Regions from separate parts of the Homo sapiens genome. Here region 2 is linked to region 1. Evidence: read pairs that join two places in POLR2A ChIA-PET (ENCODE). Cell type or tissue: Panc1. All regions are shown on one strand. Links, peaks and the distances in the headings refer to the core of each region. The heading gives the core; the rest is flanking DNA. Region 1 overlaps SFTPB (surfactant protein B). Region 2 has its middle 6.8 kb from the start of PARTICL.

Evidence for each region. Peaks named below come from ENCODE experiments on the same cell type or tissue, not always from the same donor. Only the 100,000 strongest peaks of a DNase experiment are listed, where the experiment ranks them.
Region 2: POLR2A ChIA-PET joins it to region 1 with 13 read pairs; 7 of 35 experiments call an interaction of 5 or more read pairs at or near these places.

The regions. Positions count from the first base shown.
Region 1 is chr2:85,659,058-85,667,382 of GRCh38, forward strand. It overlaps SFTPB (surfactant protein B), which reads right to left. Exons shown (of 11, transcript NM_000542.5): 3 at 8,049-8,120; 4 at 7,560-7,685; 5 at 6,549-6,737; 6 at 6,232-6,321; 7 at 4,607-4,790; 8 at 4,289-4,434; 9 at 2,972-3,052; 10 at 2,397-2,478; 11 at 1-625. The coding sequence ends at 2,416. Among named protein-coding and RNA genes, the nearest start is that of SFTPB, 5.0 kb to the right of the region's middle. In Panc1, for the core only: no CTCF peak of the experiment used is centred there; no DNase peak of the experiment used is centred there.
Region 2 is chr2:85,527,913-85,536,237 of GRCh38, forward strand. No RefSeq gene overlaps it. Among named protein-coding and RNA genes, the nearest start is that of PARTICL, 6.8 kb to the right of the region's middle. In Panc1, for the core only: no CTCF peak of the experiment used is centred there; no DNase peak of the experiment used is centred there; H3K27ac peaks cover 3,457 bases.

The DNA of each region.
Region 1 (8,325 bases), core at 326-8,325:
CAAAGCAATAGCTCTCAAGCAGCAGAGCATCTCGAGGAAGAAAGCTTGCCCGGTCGCCATCCCATCATGCCAGAGCGTGCAGTGTCCACCCTTGACTACGCTGGGGAATTGCTGATTTTTTGAAAAAGCTTAACTTAACAATTTCTGATGTCTATCTTTTAGAGTTCTGTATGTTCCCATTTTTTATTCTTCTGAATTTTGAATTGCAAGTAGCTGTAAAATCCAATCTTTGAGTGCATGGGGGTGGGTGTGAGGCGGGGCTCAGCTTCAACCCCCTGTCCTGTAAAGCAGTGGCTGGTTTTTCCTGAGCCCAGCCCTGGGAGGTCGTGGTAGGTGTGGAGGCTGCAGAGCTCCTCCAGATGCTGCCCTCGCTGTGCCTCACACCAGAGAGGATGGAAGTGGGCTCTGGTGTCAGACTGTGGTTGAGCTGAGACAGACAAGGCCGACACAGGGCTGGGGGCCCGTGGTCCACCAGTGGAAGTGACTGCCGAGGAAGGGCGGTGAGGAGGGCGGTGTGGGAGCTGAGGCTTCTTTTCAGCCTGGCAGCTGGCGAGGGCCAGGGAGCAGGGGAAGAGCCTGGTCACCATGGTCCCAGAGCCCGTCTCACTTGGCTTTTCCTTTGCAGCTGAGGAGGATGAGGGCCAGAGAGGGACTGTGTGTATGTCCTGCCTGGGGACCCACAGCCAGGTGATAGCAGAGGTGGTTTGAAGCCCAGGCCTCCCACGCCAACCCACTGGTCTTGCTGTTTCAGCAGGGAAGGCCGGGAGCCCTAGGAGCTGGGGAAAGGCGACTGCCCGGGTCCTGGGTGACTCCCCACCCCCAGATCCCCAGCTGTCATCACTGGGGCAAGGACACATTAAACTGGTCCCTGTGGGTCAGGTCTGAGTGGGGGAGGACCTCCCCTCCCCACTGCCTCCCACAGGGGCTTGTGATGCAGGGTTTCAGGAACAGGGCTGGCTTCCCCGCCTCAGATGGAAGAAGTGGACTTGGCTGTGAGCTCCAGGAGGGCAGGGCTCAGCCATAGCCCCTACCCTAGGATGTGGCCTGGCCACAGGCACCCACTACTTTTTTTTTTTTTTTTTTGAGACGGAGTCTCACTCTGTCACCCAGGCTGGAGTGCAGAGGCGCAATCTTGGCTCGCTGCAATCTCCGCCTCCCAGGTTCAAGCAATTCTCCTCCTCAGCCTCCCAAGTAGCTGGGATTACAGGTGTGTGCCACCACATCTGGCTAATTTTTTTTTTTTTTTTTTTTTTTTTTAGTAGATACGGGGTTTCATCATGTTGGTAAGGCTGGTCTTGAACTCCTGACCTCAAGTGATCCACTCGCCTCGGTCTCCCAAAGTGCTGGGATTACAGGTGTGAGCCACTGCGCCCAGCAAAGAAATACCTTTTTTTTTTTTTTTTTTTTCCTGAGACAGAGTTGTGCTCTGTTGCCTAGGCTAGAGTGCAGTGGCACGATCTCGGCACACCGCAACCTTCGCCTCCCAGGTTCAAGTGATTCTCCTGCCTAAGCGTCCTGAGTAGCTGGGATTACAGGCACCTGCCACCATGCTCAGCTAATTTTTAAAAAATATTTTTAGTAGAGACAGGGTTTCGCCATGTTGGCCAGGCTAGTCTCGAACTCCTGACCTCAGGTGATCTGCCTGCCTCGGCCTCCCAAAGTGCTGGGATTACCGGCGTGAGCCACCATGCCTGGCCTTACATTTTTTAAAATGAGGGAACAAATGAATAAATGACCACCATGTTAGGGGCTGGCTCTGAACAGAATTGTAAAGTGGGCCAAGCTTGCTCTCAAGGTCACCTTAAGCCCACGGTTGCTGTGTCCTGCCCTCTCAGGGTCATTTCCCAGCCTCCAGGCACCTGTTCACAGAGGCTGCATCTGGCCTCGCCTCCACCCCTCCATCCTAAGGTGCTCCGCTGACTTAGAACAGGACAGTCAGGGAGAGAATGTGTCTCAGGAGGGTGGAGTCAGATGATCACGGCCTTCCTGGCATCTGAGGGGATACAGCTTCGGGTAGCAAAGTGTGATTTTCCCTGAGCCCCAGGAAAGCTTGGCCTTGGTCAGAATACATTGAACCCTGAGGGCCAGAGAGTCCCTGGGGCAAGCTCTGAGAGGGAGGCCTGGGACAGGGCAGGGCGGGGGGTTGGGGGGGAAGCTGGGGGTTGGGCACTCAGTGACTGGGGTTCTGGGCGGGGCAGTGCTCGGGGTCCGGAAAGGGTGTTTTCCTGATGGCCAGCCAGAAGCCCTCAGGAGCCTCCAGCTGTGCGGTGAGAGGGAGGATGGAGCAGCCGGCAGGAGTGGCCGCCTCTTCCTGCTTGGGGAGCAGAAGGGCCTCCCATGCCCTGATGGTCAGGACCTGCCCCCTTACCTCCCCGCAACTGGGGGCCTGGACTCACCTGGACAGCTGAGTTCTCATCAAAGGTCGGGGCTGTGGATACACTGGAGAGGGCTGGACATGGTCCCACACACCCCGAGGGCCTGTCACAGGGACAGCACCAGGGCTGAGGCCTGGGCCCCCTCAGCTCCCCACACCCAGCTCTTCCGGGAAAGAACAGCACTCACTCCACCTCCCGCCTAGTGGGTGCTACCAGTGTGACTCTGTAGACCCCTCGGGCCACTCCCTGAGCCACAGGCCTTAGGGTTTAGAGCCTGAGGAGGTGAGATGTTCACTCCAGAACACCCACTTTGTACCCCCACCCCACCAGCACACACTGGCCAGGGAACACAGCCCCATCCTATAATGGACATCCAGCCGCACTCCTCAGGCCATCCCTCCCTTCCCATCCCCCTTTTCCATGCTCTCATGATTTTTTACACTGAAACAGAGAGGGGTGCCTCCCAGTCCCTGGCCCGTGCACCTGGGACCACCTTGGACCCAGGGGAGTGAGGCCTCTGAGGATCACGGGCCCAAAGGGTGGGGGCTCTGGGAGCCAAGGGAAGTCCTAGGACCAACTGGGAGGGGTGGGTGTACCTGGCAGGTGGTGTGGGCATCCCAGCCCCTGGGCACCAGGGTCAGCAGCTGGGGCGTGTGCTGCTCCACAAATTGCTTGCACTGAGGAAGGAGACACACAGCTGTGGAGGGTCCCTTTGCAGGACTCTCCTGTCGTGTGGTCCTGGCCTCTCCACATCTCTGGATCACTCTAGGGCTCCCTCCCGACTCCTCCATCAGCCCTCACGGAACACCTCTGGCTGCAGTTGAAACCCTTAACAAACTGGAGCCAGCTGAAATGGAGGACTTCCATCAGAAAAGCAGGCGACACTGGAGACGGAGGACTCAGGCAGAGGGGTGGAATCTCAGCCACCACCCTCCCCTCCCTCCACCTCCATTTCAGTTCTAGAAGGAAACTTAACGTTCATCTGGTCCTTGAGACCAGATGTGATGGGCAGTCGGGAGGCTTGGGAGTTGCTGAGCAGGGAGCACAGTGTGGACAGCTGCCTCCTGGGAAGAGCATCAGCTGGCTTTCCTCAGGACAGGATCTCGCTTTAAGAAGGGAATTTCCTGTCCGGGTGCAGTGGCTTATGCCTGTAATCCCAGCACTTTGGGAGGCCAAGGCGGGCAGATCACTTCAGGTCAGGGGTTCGAGACCAGCCTGACCAATATGGTGAAACCTTGTCTCTACTAAAAATACAAAAATTAGCCGGGCCTGGTAGCACATGCCTGTAATCCCAGCTACTCAAGAGGCTGAGGCAGGAGAATCGCCTGAACCCGGAGGCAGAGGTTGCAGTGAGCCAAGATTGTGCCATTGCACTCCAGCCTGGGCAACAAGAGCAAAACTCCATCTCAAAAAAAAAAAAAAAAAAAAAAAAAAGGGAATTTCCTGTCATTGACTGAGTATTGGCAAGGGCCCTAGGACCTTCAAGTCCAGCCCTCTCCTTTTGCCAATGGGTTTGTCCTGAGTGAGTCACACCTTGAGGAGTGTGGGGGCAGTAAAGGGATCAGGACCCTGGAGAGAAGGCTAGTCCCTTTCCTGGCTTGAACTGGCCCTAGCATTACTCATCTCCTGGTAGATAACCAGGCCTCTGAAGGCTTGCCTGGTGCTCACTCAGCCCGTGAAGAGGGCCTGCTGGTCCTCTGGAGCCCACAGCCCTTTGTCCAGAGGCGACTCCTAACCTTTAGCAGGCTCTGCCCTAACTTACAGTCCCACCATTGTCTGCCCCACATCCTGTCTGCCTGTCTGTGCTCCATTCTGGCCCATCCTAGGTGTCTCTGGCTGCAAAGCCTTTCCTGGGCTCAGCCTTCTGCCTTGAACGGGCCCTGACCATGAGTCCCCATGTGCCCAGCCCATACCTTTTCCCTGTCCAGCCAGGAGCCAACACAGGCCTGGAGCATTGCCTGTGGTATGGCCTGCTCGCTGCTGTTCCCGGCCTGGGTGGTCACGGACATGCAGAGGTGGCACTCAGAGTCTCGCGGCAGCCATTCTCCTGTCGGCGACCCTGGAGATGTGAGCATTAGGGGGAAAGCAGGCAAGGCCACCCTACAGAGGTGTTTGGTTTCTGTCCTCCTTGGTGCATTGCAGTGGGACCACAGAGGGAGAGGGTCATGCAGTGGCAGGGTAGGGGGAGGAGGAGAGCAGGCATTGGGCTAAGGAGTGGGCAGTGGGCTCACTTGGGCCAGCGCTGTCATCCATGGAGCACCGGAGGACGAGGCGGCAGACCAGCTGGGGCAGCATGCGGCCCAGCAGCGTGTCGAGCAGGATGACGGAGTAGCGCTCAGCCAGGCACTGGCAGATGCCGCCCGCCACCAGAGGTACCACGCGGCACACCTGGGCCACTGCCACAGCTAGCGCACCCTGGGGCGGGGGCGGAGAGAGGCCAGCATGGGACCTTCACTTGGCAAGCCTCCACTCTCTGCCCAGCACCCAGCTGGGCACTTCCTACGCATTCCCTCATTCTCTTCTAGAAGGGAGGGCAAGGCTATTCACAAATAAGGACACTGGGGATCAGAGAGTCCAGGGGATGCAGGGGACTCACACAGGGTCACTGAGTGTAGGAGCCAGCTTCAGACCTACGTCTGGCCCCAAAGGCTCTGGCCCACAGCTAGTGACTCTCAGACTGACATGGTGGACCTGACCTTCCCCCAATGCTTGGGATTCAGCTGCTTGCCTGACTCTCCTCTCCTGCACTTCACACAGGCATCTTGAACTCAACATGGCCAGGAGGGAGCTCTCTGTTTTTTTGCTCAAACCTGTTTTCTTCTTTAGTCTCCCCATCTCAGCTGCTGGCATTACAGAGGGCTGGTTGCTCTGGCCAGTGTGTAAAAGTCACTTTGGAGTCCTCCCTGGTCCTCACGCTCCAGGCCCATCCATGCCCAATAGCAGTGGGCCCACCTCCCAAATGCATCCCCAGGCCAGCCCTCAGCTCCGTCCCTGTCCCATCACCTCTCACTGCAATCTCTGCAGTGATCTTTCCTTCTTTCTTTTTTTTTGAGACAGAGTCTTGCTCTGTCACCCAGGCTAGAGTACAGTGGCGTGATGTCGGCTCACTGCAACCTCCGCCTCCTGGGTTCAAGTGATTCTCCTGCCTCAGCCTCCCGAGTAGCTGGGACTACAGGCACCTGTCACATCTGGCTAATTTTTGTATTCTTAGTAGAGACGGGGTTTCGCCATGTTGCCCAAGCTGGTCTTGAACTCCTGGGCTCAAGTGAACCACCTGCCTCAGCAGGAACCTCACCTGCTGCCTTGTGCCCCTGGTGGCCCACGCAACCCTATCTGGGAAAGGCTGAGGGGGCAGGGCCTTTCCTCATTTGGGCCCCAATTTGGGCAAGGTAGCCCTGGGCTGGCGGGGCCATTGGACAATAGCCACTGCAGGTCTGGAAGACTCCAAGTTGGACTCAGGCAAGGATGGGGAATCTATCTGTGGAAATTCCCCTCTTGAAAGATCAAAGCAACCTTTCTACAGAGACCTCTGGGGATCTTTCTCCATCAGATGGTGAGCTGCTGGAGGACAAAGCTGCGTCTTGTCCGTTTTTGTACTTTGGCTCCTGGCGTGGCACCTCCATACAGTGGGGGCTTAATGTTTGTTGCATGAACTGTAGGCCTGGCACCTACCAGGCCTGAGCCTGAGCCCCAGGGTCCCCTGGGTGGGGGCAATGCACAAGCGGCTCTCTCCCCTCCTAACTTCTGGCAGCCAGCTGGGTCCTGACGGGGGTGTGAGTTGGGAGAGAGGTGGGAGCTGCAGGGAGCTACAGGTATGCGTGTGCTCCTGGGCTCTGTGAGGCCCTGGATGCCTCACCTTGGGAATCATGGCTTGGATCCGCTTGATCAGAGCCCTGCAGAGCCAGCAATAGGGGAGAGGAATGGGGAATTGCTGCTCGGAGAGATCCTGGGGAAAGAATCAGGTGGAGGCCAGGCTGGGTGCTGGGAGAAGAGTCCTCCAGGCTCTCCTCCCCTCTCTCTTCCTCCCTTTCTCTCCCTCCTCCCTTAGGCCCTGCCTGGAGCTTCCTATCACCTTCCCGGCTCTGCCTCTCCCAGGGCCCAGTGCCCATGGGCTTCGGAGGTGGCTCTAGCCCTCTGGATCTCCACTTTACTGGCTGTGGGGGCCTCCCTCACCTGTGTGTGAGGCCCAGGCCTCGCCTGGAGGGCCCCGGGCAGCACAGGGAGGACGAGCTTGTCCAGCAGAGGGTCTGGCAGAGGGTCCCGCAGAGGTTTGGGCAGGGGGTCTGACATCCCTGGCTCCTGCTCTGGCTCTGGCTGCCGGGATTTGCACAGGCCCAGGTGCATACAGATGCCGTTTGAGTCCTGGGGCACAGCACAGGGTGGGAGTGTTAGGGTCTGGGAGGGAAGCCCACCCCTATTCAGGCCGGCCCAAGGGCTCAGGGACCACTGGAATGGGAGGAAGCAGGCCTAGTGGGGGTGCTGTGGTTTAGAACTCTATGTGGGGGGACAAAAGGCAAAGATAGGGCTGTGTGGGGACTTTAGGGCAGGTGGCCGGGATTGTGTGTGAATGAGCATGAGCATATATGTGAGAATGAATAAGTGTGTAAGCATGTGTGTGAGAGTGAGGGTGTAAGGGTGTGTGAGCGTACAGGCCCACCGTGTGCACCTGAACCTGGGGGCCCATGGTCGGGTGCATGGCTGAAGGGCACGTAGTTTCCTAGGCCCTTTGTGGACAGGGTGTGTGTGTGTGTGTGTGTGGCCAGCTGGGGTGCTGTGTGTGTGCTGTGTGTGTGTGTGTGTGTGTGTGTGTGTGTGTGTCTGGCTGGCTGGGGTACTGTGTGGGTATGTGTCTGGATGGAGTGCTGTGTGTGTGTGTGTTTCCAGCTGGCTGGGGTACTGTGTGTGTGTATGTGTCTGGATAGGGTGCTGTGTGTGTGTGTGTCCGGCCAGCTGGGGTACTGTGTGTGTGTGTGTCCGGCCAGCTGGGGTGTTGTGTGTGTGTGTGTGTGTGTGTCCGGCTGGCTGGGGTGCTGTGTGTTTGTGTCTGGCCGGCTTGGGTGCTGTGTGTGTGTGTGTGTGTGTGTGTGTGTCTGGCTGGCTGGGGTGCTGTGTGTGTGGCTCCCCATGGGTGGGCACAGGGGCCTGCGTGGGGAGGCAGGCAGGAGGTGAGCTTGCAGCCCTCACAGTCTGGTTCTGGAAGTAGTCGATGACCAGGGGGAAGTAGTCGTCAAGCACTTGGTTGCACTGGGGCATGAGCAGCTTCAAGGGGAGGACGTTGCACTCCTGCTCCAGGAACTTCCTCATCGTGTCCTGGGAGGCCAGAGGGGGCCGTCAGCTGGGCCTCTCTGAGGTCTACCCCGCCCAAGTCCCTGGACACAAGGCCCCACCAGGGCAGACTGACCCCTAATCCCCCAGGGTGCTGGAGTTCACGAGTGCCAAGGAGTTAAGTAGTTGGGCACATGTAGGGGCCCTTCCCCTCAGGGAAGACCATCTCTGGCTGTGCTATTGAGCTCAGGGCCATGACCTGCTCCCAGCCAGGAGGAGCTGGGACTTCCCAGGCACCCAGGCCTCCTCCTCAGCCTGGAAATGGCCCCTTTAGGGGGCTCAGCTCTTCCCTGCTCTGTCCCTCATCTCTTGGGCCCCAACCTTCATCCAGGATCTGGGCATCATTACCTGGAAAATGGCCTCCTTGGCCATCTTGTTAAGGATGTGGACGATGTCCTCACACTCTTGGCATAGGTCATCCTGGGGAGGGAGGGGCCCCAAGGTGGAGGACACATGAGTGGGGGAGGCTCCCAGCTCCAATGGGGAGGTTCTCTTAGGAAGAGGCCAACAGAGCACTCCAAGGCACATGCAGCTGCCCACCAGCCCAACTTGTCCCATCTCATCCATATCAATTTATCCCATCCATCTCTTCTATTCATCCATCCCAATCCATCCATCTTTATTC
Region 2 (8,325 bases), core at 192-8,191, 130 kb before region 1:
ATTCCTAGTAGTAGAATTGCTGAATCAACCAGTACCTGCACTCAAAATGTTGACAGACACTGCTAAATTACCCTCCAGAAGACCTGAATCTGTTTGTACACTCCCAGCAACAAAGTATGAGGGTGTCTATTTCTCCATAGTTTTGTAAATACTGGGCATTACAAAATTTTTATTTGTTTTCCAATATGATGAAAAGTGGAAACTCATTCTGCTTTACATTTCTTTGACTATGAGTGAGGTTGAATATCTTTTCACATACTTATTGGCTATTTGTATTTCTTGTAATCTGTTCACATCCTCTGCCTGTATGGTGGTTACTTTATGAGTCCAGGTGTCTGAACCATTGTCTATTGTCCTAGGGAAGTTAATAGAGTGATAGAACCCCATGAATTTCACCTTTTCACAAGTAGGAGCCTCAATCAATCAAAGAAGATTGAACAGCCCTAAAATGCTCAAGTAAGGGATCGCTCCCGGTGCTTTCTGTCCATTGGTGCTTGGCTGACCATCTGACTGCTTGAAACTCCTTGATCATCCAGAGCTTTCAAGTTGGAGCAGTCACCATCTTCTCCCTTCTCCCATTTGGTGCATAACATCAGGAACAGGTGGCAAGGGAACTGACCAGGTCCAAAGCCACTTGTCTCTTTGGGAAATAACTGCAGCAGCACAAATCAATAAGCTTTGACCCAGTACTTCTACTCTGACCTATTACTCTACTTTGGGAAATCTTTCCTAAAGAAAGAATTCCAAATATAAAAAAAACTTCTATGCACAAGAAGTTCATTTACAGTGTTGTTTAAGTAATGGAAAACTAACTTCAAACAGCCTGTATGTCCAACACTCAGGAATTGCTCAGAAAATCCTTTGAATTTATTATCACGGAGTGCTTAATGATCACGAATATAAAGACAAGGTGATGACAGAAAAATGCTAATAATACAATGATTTAACTTTTGATGAAACTAATACATTTACACTATTTACCTATAAATATATTTAAATTATACTTTTTAAAAACCCAAAAGGGATGTTAACAGTAGTTTTGCTAACGAGCTGGCAGTATAGGTCGTTTTCTCTTATTTTTCCAAACATAAAAAGACAATTTTTGTAATTGAGATATAATTCACATACCATAAAACGCACCTTTTTGATGTGTATCAGTGATGTTTAGTATATTCATAGCGTTTTGTAACCATTACCACTATCTAATTCCAGAATATTTTTATCTTTCCAAAAAGAAACTCCATACCCATTAGCAGTTACTCTCCACTCCCTTCTTCCACCAGCCCCTGGCCACCACGAATCTACTTTTTGTTTCTATGGATTTGATTTGCCTATTCTGCCTTTTTTTTTGAAACAGGGTCTCACTCTGTAACCCAGGCTGGAGTGCTGTGGCACAATCACAGCTCACTGCAGCCTCAACCTCCCAGGCTCAGGTGATCCTCCCACCTCAGCCTCCCTAGTAGCTGGGACTACAGGTGTGTGCCAACCATCCCTGGCTAATTTGTGTATTTTTTGTAGAGACAGGTTCTCACCATGTTGCCCAGGCTGGACTCAAACTCCTGAGTTCAAGTGATCCTCCCATCTTGGTCTCCCGAAGTTCTGGGATGACAAGATGAGCTACTGCACCCAGCCTGGACATTTCATACAAATGGAACTATACAGTGTATGCTTTTTGTCACTGATTTCTTTCACTTAGCATAATGTCTTCAAGATTCATCTATGTTGGCCGGGCACGGCGGCTCATGCCTGTAATCCCAGCACTTTGGGAGGCCAAGGCGGGTAGATCACCGGAGGTCAGGAGTTCCAGACCAGCCTGGCCAACATGGTGAAACCCCGTCTCTACTAAAAATACAAAAAACTAGCCAGGCATGGTGGCAGGCACCTGTAATCCCAGCTACTTGGGAGGCTGAGGCAGGAGAATTGCTTCAACCCGGGAGGCAGAATTTTGCAGTGAGCCAAGTTCATGCCAGTGCACTCCAGCCTGGGCAACAGAGGGAGACTCTGTCTCAGAAAAAAAAAAGATTCATTCATGTTGTGGCATGTATCAGTACTTTATTCCTTTCTATGGCCAAATAATATTCCATTATATGGATATACCACATTATATTTATCCATTCATCAGTTGATGGACATTTGGTTGCTTCTACCTTTTGACTACAATGAAAAGTTGCTATGAACATTTGTGTACAAGTTTTTGTGTAAACATGTGTTGCAGCTCTCTTGAGCATACACCTAGGAGTGGGCCTGCTGGGTCATATAGTAACTATGTTGAACTTTTTGAGAAACTACAGAACTGTTTTCCAATGCGGCAGCACCAGTTTACATTCCCACCAGCGGTGTACATGTGTTCCAATTTCTCCACATCCTTGTTAACCCTTGTTAGATTCAGGATTTGTCAACATTTTCTCTCATTCTGTGGGTTGTCTTTTCACTTTCTTGACAGTGTCCTTTAACACAGTTTTTAATTTTGATGAGATCCAATTTAGCTCATCTTTCTTTGGCTGCTTATGTTTTTGGTGTCATTTCTAAGAAACCAAGATCATGGGCTGGGTGCAGTAGCTCACGCCTGTAATCTTAGCACTCTGGGAGGCCAAGGCAGCCCAATCACCTGAGGTAAGGAGTTCACCTGTCTGGCCAACATGGGAAAATCCCATCTCTATTAAAAATAATACAAAAATTAGCCTGGCATGGTGGTGGGTGCCTGTAATCCCAGCTACTCGGAAGGCTGAGGCAGGAGAATTGCTTGAACCCAGGAGGCAGAGGTTGCAGTGAGCCGAGACTGCACCACTGTACTCCAGCCTAAGTGACAGAGTGAGACTCCATCACAAAAAAAAAATCACAGGCCGGGCACGGTGGCTCACACCTATAATCCCAGCACTTTGGGAGGCTGAGGCGAGTGGATCACGAGGTCAGGAGATCGAGACCATCCTGGCTAACATGGTGAAACCCCGTCTCTACTAAAAATACAAAAAATTAGCCAGGCATGGTGGCGGGCGCCTGTAGTCCCAGCTACTCGGGAGGCTGAGGCAGGAGAATGGCGTGAACCCAGGAGGCAGAGCTTGCAGTGAGCCGAGATGGCGCCACTGCACTCCAGCCTGGGCAACAGAGAGAGACTCCATCTTAAAAAAAAAAAAATCATGGCAGGAGGCCAAGGGGCAGAGCCTGGCAGTGCCAGTGTTGGTGGCAGCAGTAGGCCTGGCATGGGCAGGATTCCAGGGAGAGCGCAGAGTCTGTACACACCAGGCCACGCCCACAAGGGCTACCCATCAGGTAACTTATGACACGTAGTTCCCAAGGCCCAGCCAGACTGCAGACACCATGAGTGTAGTCCAATCTCCAAGTAAGATTCTCAAACTAAAGGAATGCCTAGGACAGTATTGCCCCTGCATATAGAGTATCTCAGGACACTGAAGCTTAGGCTGGGACTGTGACAGTATCCACGATATGTGTGGGGGTGGGGGTGTCTATTGTGTATACTTTGCATATTTATAAAATAAAAAGTTCAGTGGTCCATCAGGTGACAAATGACTTCAGAAGAATGAACACAATGAAGCATGGGTTGGCTGTCCTTCTTTTCACAGAGGGCTCTGCAGTGGTGATGGCACCTCTGAGGCAGGTTACCTGGTATTTGGGAGCTTCCCCATAGAAGGTGTGCCATAGAAAATGCTTGCTTTGGCCAGGCATGATGGCTCATGCCTATAGTCCCAGCACTTTGGGAGGCCGAGGTAGGCAGCTCACCTGAGCTCAGTTGTTCGAGACCAACCTGAGTAATATGGTGAAACCCCCTATCTACAAAAAATATAAAAATTAGCCAGGTGTGGTGGCATGCACCTGTGGTTCCAGCTACCTGGCAAGATGAGGTGGGAGGATTGCTTAAGCCTAGGAGGTTGCAGTAAGCCAAGATTGCAACACTACATACAGAAAGACCATGTCTCAAAAAAAAAAAAAAAAAAAAAAGCCTGCTTTCCTTGCACTGGGGGAGCTCACTAGAATGAACCACTACTGCCTGGCTCCTATAGCCTGTTTATTCACCACACTCCATACCCTAGAGATAACTCACATTTGCTGCTAATCTTTTTTGGTTAACTTGCTGAAATAATTCTTACAAATTTTTACAATTTCAAATGACACGAGTTAGTACAGGAAAAGTATAAATCCCACCCACAGAGATACTCATTGTAAAGTTTGGCGTGCAGATTCCCAGAATTTATTCTATGAACCAAAAAAATATACACCTGTGGCTGGGCATGGTGGCTCATGCCTGTAATCCCAGCACTTTGTGAGGCTGAGGCGAGCAGATCACTTGAGATCAGAAGTTTGAGACCAGCCTGGCCAACATAGTGAAACCCCATCTCTACTAAAAATACAAAAAATTAGTCGGTCGTGGTGCCGGGCGTCTGTAATCCCAGCTACTTGGGAGGCTGAGGCACCAAAATCGCTTGAACCTGGGAGGCAAAGCTTGCAGTAAGCTGAGATTGCACCACTGTACTCCAGCCTGGGTGACAAAACGAGACTCCATATCCAAAATATATAAATTTGTTTTTTTCGTTTTTTTTTTTTTTTTTTTGAGGCAGAGTTTCGCTCTTGTTGCCCAGGCTGGAGTACAATGGCACAAAATCAGCCCACCACAACCTCTGCCTCCCAGGTTCAAGCGATTCTCCTGCCTCAGCCTCCCAAGTAGCTGGGATTACAGGCATGTGCCACCACGCCCGGCTAATTTTTTGTATTTTCAGTAGAGATGGGGTTTCACCATGTTGGCCGGGCTGGTCTCAATCTCTTGACCTCGCGATCCACCCACCTTGGCCTCCCAAAGTGCTGGGATTACAGGCGTGAGCCACCGCGCCAGGCTTTCCTTTCCTCCCCTCCCCTCCTCTTTTCTCCTCCCTCCCTCCCTCCCTCTCTTTATCTTTTGACAGAGTTTCACTCTTGTTGTTCAGGCGAGAGCGCAGTGGCACGATCTCGGCTCACTGCAACCTTCACCTCCGGGTTTCAAGTGATTCTCCTGCCTCAGCCTCCCAAGTATCTGGGATTACAGGCACCACCACCACGCCCAGCTAATTCTTGTATTTTTAGTAGAGACGGGGTTTCACCATGTTGGTCCAGGCTGGTCCCGAGCTCCTGACCTCAAGTGATCCACCCACCTTGGCCACCCAAAGTGCTGGAATTACAGGCGTGAGCCACCGTGCCTGGACTAGAATAGCTTTCTAGAGGTGGGACTGCAGATACTAGGGAATGTGAATTTAAATTTATGAGAGATACCAAAGGATTTAAAAAAAAATTTTTTTTTGAGACGGAGTCTCACTCTGTCGTCCCGACAGACTGGAGTACAGTGGTGTGATCTCAGCTCCACTGCAACCTCCGCCTCCCAGGTTCAAGTGATTCTCCTGCCTCAGCCCCCTGAGTAGCTGGAATTATAGGCATGCACCACCATGCCCAGCTAATTTTTGTATTTTTAGTAGAGACGGGGTTTCACCATGTTGGTCAGGCTGGTGTCAAACTCCTGACCTCAGGTGATCCACCTTGGCCGCCCAAAGTGCTGGGATTACAGGCGTGAGCCACCGCACCGGCCCTAGCAAGGATTCTTAACTTGCAATATATGGTTAAGTTTCAGAAATTATACATAAAATGTTTGTCCATGTGTGTGTGTGATTTCTAGGGAGATCCATAGATTTTGTCAGATATTTAAAAAGTTTCAAGTCACTGGGGTACAGGGGGCCGGCACTTCACTACAGCAGTGGACCATGTGTAGTATATTTGCAGGTTTTGAGCAATTTTATCAACCAGGTACTTGTCCAGCAAGGGTCACTGTCTGTGCAGCTACCGGACCACCTGCAAGGAGAGCAGATGACAGCATTCCCACGTATCTCCTGCCCCTAGAGTAAAGGTGAAGATCCATACAGACCACAGTCATGGTACCACCTCCTCTTTAGGTCTGATTAATTTGCTAGAGTGTGCCGGGCACGGTGGCTCATACCTGTAATCCCAGCACTTTGGGAGGCGGAGGTGGGCAGATTACCTGAGGTCAGGAATTCAAGACCAGCCTGGCCAACATGGCAAAACCCGGTCTCTACTAAAAATACAAAAATTAGCAGGGCATGGTGGCAGGCGCCTATAATCCCAGCTACTCGTAGGCTGAGGCAGCAGAATCACTTGAACTCAGGGGTGGAGGCTGCAGTGAGCTGAGATCTCGCCACTTCACTCCAGCCTGGGTGGAAGAGCAAAACTCTGTCTCAAAAAAAAAAAATTTTTTTTTTCCGCTAGAGTGGCTCATAGAACTTAGGGAAGCACTTGCTCATTTTTACTGGTTATTTTAAAGGATACAAACAAACAGCCAGATGAAGAGATACATAGGGTGAGGTCTGGGAGGGTCCCAAGTGTAGGAGCTTCTGTTACCATGGAGTTGGGGTGTGCCACCCTCCTGGCACGTGGATGAGTTCTTATTCACTTTCCTGTCAGCCTCCACCTGTTCAGCTCTCCAGAAACTCTCTGAACCCAGTCCTCTCAGCATTCTTTGTCCCAGGGTATGGGGTAGGACCCTCTCTGGAATGAGGGTCTTATGACCCATGATCAGAAGGGCAGGGCAAGATTAGAGTCCTGCCTTGGGGCAGGTGAAAGAGAAGCAGGAAAAAGTCAGAGAGATTCTGTTTCCTGAGGCCTGCTCCTGAGTCCTAACACTCTCAACATTATAACGAAACACTGTATAACAAGGGCTATGGGAGTTATGAGCCAGGAACCATGGATAAAAACATATATAAATTCACACATATATTAACATCACATCTATCAACGAGGTTGAGCATTTTTTTCATATGTTTATTGCAATTTGCATTTTCTCCTTGGTGAGCTACCTATTTTATGTTGTATATATTTTCCCACAGTAAAAGAGAAGGAAATGATTTACAGCTCTACATAGTATCCTGGAGAGACAGTCATGAAAATTGTTAAGAAAAAAAAAATCCATGTTTCTCTGAATAGTAAGATGTGTGCGTGTGTGTGTTCACAGAAAAAGGAAAGGGAGGATATAAACCAAATTGTTAATATTAACGACCTCAGGGAGTATGCAGTATTTATTGTTTGGCTATAAGAAGGGGCATGAATTTAGAGGTCAGACCAGGCTCAAGGCCCTAGCTCCACTACTGATTTGATGTGTGACATGGACGAATAACATGCCAGTTTCTTCATCTGTAAAACAGGAAGAGAAATAGAGCTGTTGTGAGTAGTAGATATTACAACAGTGCCTGTCACAATAAAGTGTAGCTATTGTCATCATATTATTATCTCCTTCAGTGTCTTCTTCACTGTACCATATCTATTCTTCCATTCAGGACTTCTTTATTGGGACTGTAAAAAGATTTAAGTATCAAAAGAGAAAAACATAGAAATAAAAACAAAATACAAAAAGCCTAATAATGAGGGGGTTCACATAGTACTTGTTTCTGATCCCACTAGAACTAGCTTGCCTCTGAGGCCATCCGAGATATCTAAGCTTTGGCCCTAAAGAACTGCCACAAATTTGGAGACGTGGCCTACATTTCTTTCTTCTTGGTCTGTCTTCACATAGAAGGTGCTCTTAAGACACACAGCCTAGGAACCTCCTTCTCAACACCTCCACACCTTCACTTGCTCTTTGCTATCCCTACTGTCACCCTCCTCTTTTCTCCTGCCACATCAACAGCTTCTTGCACTGCAAATGTTTTCTGGAACTCTCCCCATGACTGACAGGCTAATAAGGAGTTATTTTATTTGCTGTTTGAGTCACAAATACCATTTTTATCCAATCCCAACTTTGCCTTTTTTGTAGGGTTACTGCTACATTAATGTTCTCTGGCTTGAGAAATCTGAAGCCTTTAGGCAGTGATTAGATTTTTCCTACGTGCTTTACAACACTTCACATTCAACAAATTCATTAACGATAAACAGGAAATAAACCAACAATTTCTCCTGGTTTAGTTCACCCTTAGGACACGCATCTATGAAATCAGAAATCTTATTCCTGTCAGAACAGGATGGCCATGTGCTTCCCTGTTAACAAAGAAGTCTTAATTTTATTAATTACAATGCTTACGACTAAAACAAAGCAGGACCTCTTTCCATTGATTTCACATGATCGCCAGAGTCTCTCATTTCTCTGCTTCCTTCTGCCATCTTTTTTTTTGAGACGGAGTCTTGCTCCGTCGCCCAGGCTGGAGTGCAGTAGTGCGGTCTCAGCTCACTGCAAGCTCCACCTCCCGGGTTCACATCATTCTCCTGCCTCAGCCTCCCAAGCAGCTGGGATTACAGGCGCCCGCCACCACGCCCAGCTAATTTTTTGTATTTTTAGTAGAG